3 separate regions of the Homo sapiens genome follow, and all the other regions are linked to region 3. Evidence: chromatin contacts called from ENCODE Hi-C or POLR2A ChIA-PET data. All regions are on one chromosome and are shown on one strand. The core of a region is the stretch at or near the end of the contact, and the rest is flanking DNA. Distances in the headings are between cores, read along the strand shown.

The links. A loop is a pair of places that touch in the nucleus more often than their neighbours do. ChIA-PET counts read pairs that join two places held with the same protein, here RNA polymerase II (POLR2A). Pooled maps may share reads with other maps.
Region 1: a loop to region 3 is called in a pooled map, with 5 times the contacts of the local background. The contact joins two enhancer-like sites. A Hi-C loop is called at or near these places in 3 of 37 single-sample maps with no recorded cell type and 4 of 50 pooled maps. POLR2A ChIA-PET finds 5 or more read pairs at or near these places in 2 of 52 experiments (CD8-positive, alpha-beta memory T cell and HEK293).
Region 2: a map with no recorded cell type shows a loop between it and region 3 (2.8-fold over the local background). The contact joins two enhancer-like sites. A Hi-C loop is called at or near these places in 1 of 37 single-sample maps with no recorded cell type and 5 of 50 pooled maps. POLR2A ChIA-PET finds 5 or more read pairs at or near these places in 1 of 52 experiments (activated T-cell).

The regions. Positions count from the first base shown.
Region 1 is chr9:132,380,559-132,383,449 of GRCh38, reverse strand. The region is part of intron 9 of TTF1 (transcription termination factor 1); the gene reads left to right. Among named protein-coding and RNA genes, the nearest start is that of TTF1, 25 kb to the left of the region's middle. RefSeq lists an enhancer at 1,030-1,189. Within about 2 kb of position 1,274, at least 6 of the 41 ENCODE cell types and tissues checked have a DNase peak (open chromatin) inside an H3K27ac peak, as active enhancers do.
Region 2 is chr9:131,660,699-131,663,513 of GRCh38, reverse strand. All of the region lies in intron 1 of RAPGEF1 (Rap guanine nucleotide exchange factor 1), which reads left to right. Among named protein-coding and RNA genes, the nearest start is that of RAPGEF1, 78 kb to the left of the region's middle. Within about 2 kb of position 1,366, at least 4 of the 41 ENCODE cell types and tissues checked have a DNase peak (open chromatin) inside an H3K27ac peak, as active enhancers do.
Region 3 is chr9:132,008,263-132,010,962 of GRCh38, reverse strand. All of the region lies in intron 3 of MED27 (mediator complex subunit 27), which reads left to right. Among named protein-coding and RNA genes, the nearest start is that of MED27, 70 kb to the left of the region's middle. Within about 2 kb of position 1,367, at least 2 of the 41 ENCODE cell types and tissues checked have a DNase peak (open chromatin) inside an H3K27ac peak, as active enhancers do.

The sequences.
Region 1 (2,891 bases), core at 25-2,524, 370 kb before region 3:
TACCACTTCCCAAGCAAGGATGTTATTTTACATAACCATAGTACAATCGAGAATCAGGAAGTTTCACATTGATATAGTACACCCTCTAAAACATAGTCCACATTCAGATTTCACCAGTTGTCCCAGTAATGTCCTTGATAGCATTTTCCCCCTTTAATAATTGTTCCATTTCCTTAGTGTCCTTTTTTTTTTTTTTTTTGAAGACAAGAGTCTTACTCTGTTGCCCAGGCTGGAGTTACAATGGTGTGATCTCAGCTCACTGCACCCTCTGCCTCCCAGGTTCAAGCAATTCTTGTGCCTCAGCCACCTAAATAGCTGGAATTAGAGGCATGCACCACCCTGCCTGGCTAGTTTTTTTTTTAATTAGTTAATTTTTTTTTTTTTGAGACGGATTTTCACTCTTGTTGCCCAGGCTGGAGTGCAACAGCGTGATCTCGGTTCCCTGCAACCTCCACCTTCCGGGTTCAAGCAGTTCTCCTGTCTCAGCCTCTGAATAGCTGGGATTACAGGTACCTGCCACCATACCTGGCTAATTTTTGTATTTTTAATAGAGACAAGGTTTCACCATGTTGGCCAGGCTGGTCTCAAACTCCTTACCTCAAGTGATCCACCCACCTCAGCCTCCCAAATTGCTGAGATTACAGGCGTGAGCCACCACACCTGACTTTTTTTTTTTTTTTTTTTTTTTGTATTTTTAGTAGAGATGGGGTTTTGCCATGTTGCCCAGGCTATGCTTGAACTCCTGGCCTTAATCCCTCTCAAAGTGCTGGGATTACAGACGTGAGCCACCATGCCCGGCCTTCCTTACTGTCTTTTAATCTATGAAGATCGTCCATCTTTGCTGTTGATGGTAGTGAAATTTTGGAGGAATACAGGCTAGGTGTTTTGTAGAATGTCCGCAGTTGGCACTTGTCTGGTATTTCCTCTTGAGGAGATTCAGGCTGTGTCCTTCGGGCAGGAGTACAGCATATTCCTGATGTTTGCTATCACTGCATTACGTCACAAGGTACATAATTCTCGTTTTGACTTTTTTTTATTATTTAGCTAAGGCAGCATCTGCCTCTTTTCCCCACTGTATAAAAATACTGGTTCTTCCTTTGGTGGTAAGAAATGGCTGTGGGAAGACATTTTAAGACTATATAAAGATCCTGTTCCTCTTTAAGCTTCTGTCAGTTTCCTTGTGGTTTTCATTTGCATTTCTCATGTGAGAAGTGAGATTGAACATGGCTCTTGTGTTTATAAGCTGTCTCTCTTTCCCTTCACTGTGAGCCTTCACTGCACATAGCTCTTGCATTTTAATCAGTTCCTGCGATTGGAGGGCCCACCACTCTCGATATCTCAACTTACTGCTTGCTACGCAAGGGAGAGCTGGGCTGCAGAGCACAGGCCCTCTACGTGTTGCCGAGCATCATGGGGCTCGGGGATCAGTGACTTTCAGATGCAGGGATGTTGAGGGATTGTTTGGCCTTTGGTTTTGGAAGGTAGACAGTGGGGTGAGGCTGCTGCAGCCTGGCTGACTTCCAGAAGTGTGGCTACTGGTGTGAGGTCGCCATTGGTCCATTAGGAAAGATTTTGTTTTGTTTCTAGTCAATATTCTGCGGAACCATTAGGGAGGGTTTAAACTGGTTCTGGTGGTTAGTTATTTATGGTTTGGGATTATAACCAAACAAGAAAGGACAATCCGTCTCTTCCTTCTTGAATGTGGAGAATTGGAAATTCTTAGTCCAGGCCCTGCCAGGACTCACAGATACATGCCGTGGTCCCAAAGTCTTTTCTTTTCTAGCTCATCTGAGGGGCAGGGTGCCCACTCTTCAGCATCATAGGCCCCAAGCAGGGAGGGTGCCAGGTGCTTTGAAGGAGGTGACGCTGATGTGCACCCCACCAGCTCCCATCTTGAGAACGACTTACATTGACAAAGCCCTTTATAATGTCAAACCACTTTTTAAAAATTCAACTTTTCGGCCGGGCGTGGTGATTCACGCCTGTAATCCCAGCACTTTGGGAGGCCAAGGCGGGTGGATTGCTTGAGGTCAGGAGTTTGAGACCAACCTGCCCAACATGGTGAAACCCCATCTCTACTAAAATACAAAAATTAGCTGGGCGTGGTAGCAGGTACCTGTAATCCCAGCTACTGGGGAGGCTGAGGCAGAATTGCTTGAACCCAGGAGGAGGAGGTTGCAGTGAGCCGAGATTGCGTCACTGCACTCCAGCCTGGGCCACAGAGCCAGACTCCATCTCAAAAAAAAAAAAAATTCAGCTTTTCCATTAAATTTGTGTATGCTTTGTGACATTTCTTCAGATCACATGATTTTTAAAACTAAAATGGGTTTTTATGGTTTTAAATAAAATTACATGTTTAAAAACTGATTATTAAGCTGCACGTGGTGACACATGCCTGTTGTCCCAGCTACTCTGGAGGCTGAAGTGGGAGGATCGCTTGAGCCTGGGAGCCAGAAGTTGCAGTGACCCGAGATCACGCCACTGCATTCCAGCCTGGGTGACAGAGTGAGACCCTGTCTCAAGAAAATAAATTAAATAAAAATAAATAAAAGGGCCCCACAAAATCCAGGTAGGGGGTAACTGATGAACTGATTACCTATTTCAGATTTACGAATCTCAAAACTCTAAGATAGAGATTATGGCATCTAGTCAAATACTATTTGAAATACTACGTACTCTCAAAGTTTTAATAACAAAATGGTAAAAATTATATTGAAGGTTCAGTCTCCTCAGATTCTTAAAGACTTTGTGAATTATATAGGCAGGATTTAAGGATAGCATCTCCACCTAATGAGGTGTAACACTTGCTTGGTTTTAAAACGTCCAGATCAGTTCTTGTTGCTTCCTGAAGCATGGGCTTGGGTCTGCAGCATGTTGGGCGCACAGCATTA
Region 2 (2,815 bases), core at 117-2,616, 350 kb after region 3:
ACAACCAGATGCAATGTATGCTCCTTAATTGGATCTTGGATTTAAAAAAAAAAAAAAAAAGCTATAGAGAATCTGATAAGAGAAATTTGCTTATGGAGCAAATATTATGTCAGTGTTAAATATCTTGGGTATGATAATGTTATTATGTTATTTATGCAGGAGAATGTCCTTGTTCCTAGGAGAGAGACAGCTGGTAGTATTTAGAGATGTGTTATAACGTGTGCAACTTTCAGTTGCTTTGATGAAAAATAAATTTGCATGTGTGTTTCTGTGATAGAGAAAGAAAAGGGATGGAAAGCGAGCATGGCAAAATGTTAACGGTTGACGAATCTAGGTGAAGGGTATGTGGACGTTCGCTTCATAGTATTCTTTCAGCACATCAATAGATTTGATTTTTTTTTTTCCAAAATATAACTTTGGAAAGCGGGCATGGCAGAATGTTAACGGTTGACGAATCTAGGTGACGGGTATGTGGACGTTCGCTTCATAATATTCTTTCAGCACATCAGTAGATTTGATTTTTTTTTTCCAGAATACAACGTTGGAACCAGGCGTGGAGGCTCACACCTGTGATCTCAGCACTTTGGGAGACTGAGGCAAGAGGATCACTTGAGCCCAGGAGCTCGAGACCAGCCTAGGCAACATAGTGAGACCCTATCTCTACAAAACGAACAAAACTTAGCCAGGGCTGGGCATGGTGGCTAGCACTTTGGGAGGCCGAGACAGGCAGATCACTTGAGGTCAGGAGTTTGAGACCAGGTTCGCCGAAATGGTGAAACCCTGTCTCTACTAAAAATACAAAAAAAAATTAGCCAGGCATGGTGATTCATGCTTGTAATCCCAGCTACTCAGGAGGCTGAGGCAGGAGAATCACTTGAACCAGGAAGGCAGTGAGCCGAGATCGTGCCACTGCACTCCAGCCTTGGTGACAGAGTGAGACTCCATCTCAAAAAAAAAAAAAACAAAATAAAACAAAAAATTAGCCAGGCATAGTGGCGCATGCCTGTAGTCCCAGCTCCTCAGGAGGATCATGTGAGCCCCAGAGGTCATAGCTACAGTGAACTGGGATCACACCACTATACTCCAGCCTGGGCAACAGAGCAAGACCCTGTCTCAAAAAATAAAATGTTGGGGGAAAATGAAGGATAAGAGGAAAGGAACTGTAGACAACATATAGGCAAGTCTTTCAAGTGGTTTTGCTATTTAGAGAAACAAACGTGGGAGTAGCTGGAGGAGAAGGTGGGCTTAAGGACTCGGGTCTTTAAGATGGGGGAGATCTACCATGTGTATGTGCAGACGTGAAGTGACACACAGCAGAAGGAAACCTGGTGGTGGGGAGAGGAGAGAATGGCTGGTGCAGTGTGTGAGCAGGCCGGGTGGGTGGGGCCCCACCGCTGATGTAAGGCACAGATGAGATGCCTAAAAAGTCATTGAATGAGTTTTGGTTTTAATTCTTAGGCGAGCCTCATGAGACAGATACTATTATTAAAAGTATATTGATTCAATCTTGGTTAAACATAAAAAATTATAAGATTCAATTGTATTTATATTAAGTTCCTAGAATTTTTCATACAGTAAGGGAGAAGAGATTGGAAAATGCTTATTTACTGGTGATTTAAGATCCTAAGAATGTATACATTTATGTAGGTGTTATCTTTTATTATTTTTAAAAAGATGAGACAAAAGTTTCCTGAGATATTCACAGGCTCTTCCTGAGATAGTCAATTCAGAGTTCTTAGGGAAGATACTCATTCTGGAATATTCATGGGTAAATACATTTGTTTGTTTTAGGGAATGGAATTTCCTTAAGTTGTAAATGAACTTTGCAGTTGTTAATCTGACCCATATAAAAATCATGTGGGCTCTTTTTCCGAAGAATCTTAGACCTTTGTATCTGGGTTATTTCACCTTTTTGTTGGAATATACTATACATCAGGAAGTATATACACATACCTTATGTAGATAGCTTGCAGGATTTTCGCAAGTTGAACACACTGGTACAACCAACCCCCAGATCAAGAAACAGGCCATAACCGTCACCTCAGAAGCCCACTGCTTCATGTCACCTGCCAGTTAACCACCCCCCACTCCCCGAGCATAACCACTATCTTGAATCCCCAAATAATAGATTAAATTTGTCTGTTTTTGCATTTATATAAATGGAATCGTATAAAATGTACTCTTTTGAATCTGGCTTCTCTCTACACTCGTGAGAACCATGCATGTCATGGGTGTCGATTGCATGATATTCCACTGTGCGACGGTGCCACGGTTCACCCGTCCTGCTGTCGACAGGCATTCGCCGAGCACTGCTGTGATATTCTGGTACATGTCTGATGGTGACCTCACACAGGCGTTCTTTGGAGTGGAGTTATTGGGCTGGAGAGGAAGGATGTGTTCAGCCATAGTGGGTGGCTGTCAGTCAGCAGGGTAGAGAGTCCCCCTTCTCTTCATCCACAACACCGATAGTGTTCCCTGTTTTTTCTTTTTATCTATTCAGGCATGTTTGTGGTGGTAGCTCAGTGGTTTTAATGTACTGCTTCCTGATGACAAATTGAGCACCTTGTTATATGTTTATTGGCCATTTGAATGTTGCCTTTTGTGATTCTGAATCTCTTTGTAATGCTTACCAGTTATGCAAGTAAAATGAAAAGGGTGGTTCTGTCAGATCTTAACCCAAATCCAAGGTGAAGCCTGGTTTCCTGCATAGGCGAGAAGGCCCCAGGGCCCAGAATCCCTCCTCACCCCTTCTGCCTCCATCCAGGGCCCCACTCTGGGGCAGGCAGTGCTGGCTGCATTCAGCTCAGTGGGGGGC
Region 3 (2,700 bases), core at 118-2,617:
GTTGGTGTGCTGCACCCATTAACTCGTCATTTACATTAGGTATATCTCCTAATGCTATCCCTCCCCCCTTCGCCCACCCCACAACAGGACCCGGTGTGTGATGTTCCCCCTCCTGTGTCCAAGTGTTCTCATTGTTCAATTCCCACTTACGAGTGACAACATGTGGTGTTTGGTTTTTTGTCCTTCTGATAGTTTGCTGAGAATGATGGTTTCCAGCTTCATCCATGTCCCTACAAAGGACATGAACTCATCATTTTTTATGGCTGCATAGTATTCCGTGGTGTATATGTGCCACATTTTCTTAATCCAGTCTATCATTGATGGACATTTAGGTTGGTTCCAAGTCTTTGCTATTGTGAATAGTGCCACAATAAACATATGTTTGCATGTGTCTTTATAGCAGCATGACTTATAATCCTTTGGGTATATACCCAGCAATGGGATGGCTGGGTCAAATGGTATTTCTAGTTCTAGATCCCTGAGGAATCACCACGCTGTCTTCCACAATGGTTGAACTAGTTTACAGTCCCACCAACAGTGTAAAAGTGTTCCTATTTCTCCACATCCTCTCCAGCACCTGTTGTTTCCTGACTTTTTAATGATTGCCATTCTAACTGGTGTGAGATGGTATGTCATTGTGGTTTTGATTTGCATTTCTCTGATGGCCAGTGATGATGAGCATTTTTTCATGTGTCTGTTGGCTGCGTAAATGTCTTCTTTTGAGAAGTGTCTGTTCATATCCTTCACCCACTTAAATGTTAGACCTAAAACCATAAAAACCCTAGAAGAAAACCTAGGCAATACCATTCAGGACATAGGCATGGGCAAGGACTTCATGTCTAAAACACCAGAAGCAATGGCAACAAAGCCAAAATTGACAAATGGGATCTAATTAAACTAAAGAGCTTCTGCACAGCAAAAGAAACTACCATCAGAGTGAACAGGCAACCTACAGAATGGGAGAAAATTTTTGCAATCTACTCATCTGACAAAGGGCTAATATCCAGAATCTACAAAGAACTCAAACAAATTTACAAGAAAAAACAACCCCATCAACAAAATTTTTATTATAAGCACAACATAACTATAAACTAACTTTTTGTCATTAAGAAAATCCTTTCAACCCCCTTATAAAACACCGAAATCCTCCAAGGTTGCTATGTTAATTATCTATTGCTTCATAACAGATTGCTCTAAAACTTAGTGCTTTAACAGCCATGAACATTATCTCTCACAGTTTCTGTGGATTAGGAATCCAGGAGTGGCTCGTTTGGGTGGTTCTGGCTCAGAGCCTCTTGTAAGGCTGCAGTCACCTGAGGTTTGGCTGGGATTAGGAGCTCCACTTGCAAGGTGGCTCACTCACATGGCAGGCAAGTTGGTGCTGGCCGTTGGCAGGAGATCTCGGTTCCTCTCCACCTAGGCCTCTCCGCAGGCTGCTTGAATATCCTCATGACATGGCTTCTGGCTCCTCCAGAGCCAGCAATCTAGGAGAATGAGAGCCAGGCAGCAGCCATCCTTTTTATGACCTAATCTCAGAAGACACACAGCGTCAGTTCTACCCCATTCTGTTCATTTGCAATGAGTCACGAAGTTTGACTGGCATGCAAGGGGAGGGGATGAGGCTCTCCCTTTTGAAGAAAGACGTGTCAAAGAATTTGTGGACATATTTATTTTAAAACCATCACATCGCACACAGGAACAATGGCTGAGCCTGTAAACCCCATTCACTTATTTATTCAGTAAATATTTACTCAGGGCCTACAAATGCTTGGTTCTATGCACTGTGCTGGGGATTCGGAGATGAATAAGATATAATCTTGGTTTTTGGGAAGTTCTGAGTAGAGATAGGAGCAAACAAGGAGCAGAGCATCATAGCAACATGGACCAAGTTGACTGACATGACCTTCTTCCAGTGCCTGAGAAGGCCACGGGCAGAGTGGGGAGGGAGGTCCACTTGGGGAAGCCCAGCCGCCCTTCACCAGATTTATCTGCTGCTGGCTGTGAAGGATGGGGGCCTTATTTCATTGAGAATGCTAGATGCTTTCTTGCATAGGCTTACAGGATTCTAAGGAAAGGTTTTGTTTTTAAACGGTGGAGGAAAGCAGTGAAGGGCTAGCGTCTGGGTTCCTCACACACCTTTCTCTGCAACCCTGTGCGTATTAGTGCAGTGATGGGTAGGTTTCTGCGTGGCTTGTGTTAGCAGTTGGATGGCACTAAGGCTGCTACAGCAAAACTACTAGTTCTGCCCAACTGTGCAGAGAGCACAGGCGTGGCAGGAATGCAGGAGCTGTGTACGATGTGTTTGTTTTTAAAATGCAGGGCTCTAACGGTAGTCTCTGAAGACTCAGATTCCTCCCTGAGCTCCCATAGGATGAGTGATTCATGGGATTAATGATTCATATCTTTCTCCCCCTCCAAAGAAGCTTGATAGAAGATAAAGATCTTGTTCATGATGAAAGATATTTTATCACTTGTTAGCGTTCAGAGGGCACTGATGAAGTGACCTCACTTCTAGGATTTCCAAATGCTCAAATTAAGGTTTTTGCACAAGGGGTGCTATCGTTTCCGTAAAGAGGCTGAGAGGCTGTGTCCACTGTTGCTGTGCAAACATTGTTGGGCTTCTGAGCCTCATAGGATTGGGATCAGCCTGGAGAGTGGCTATATCTTATTTAATTGATCTATGAGTTATATATTGAGATA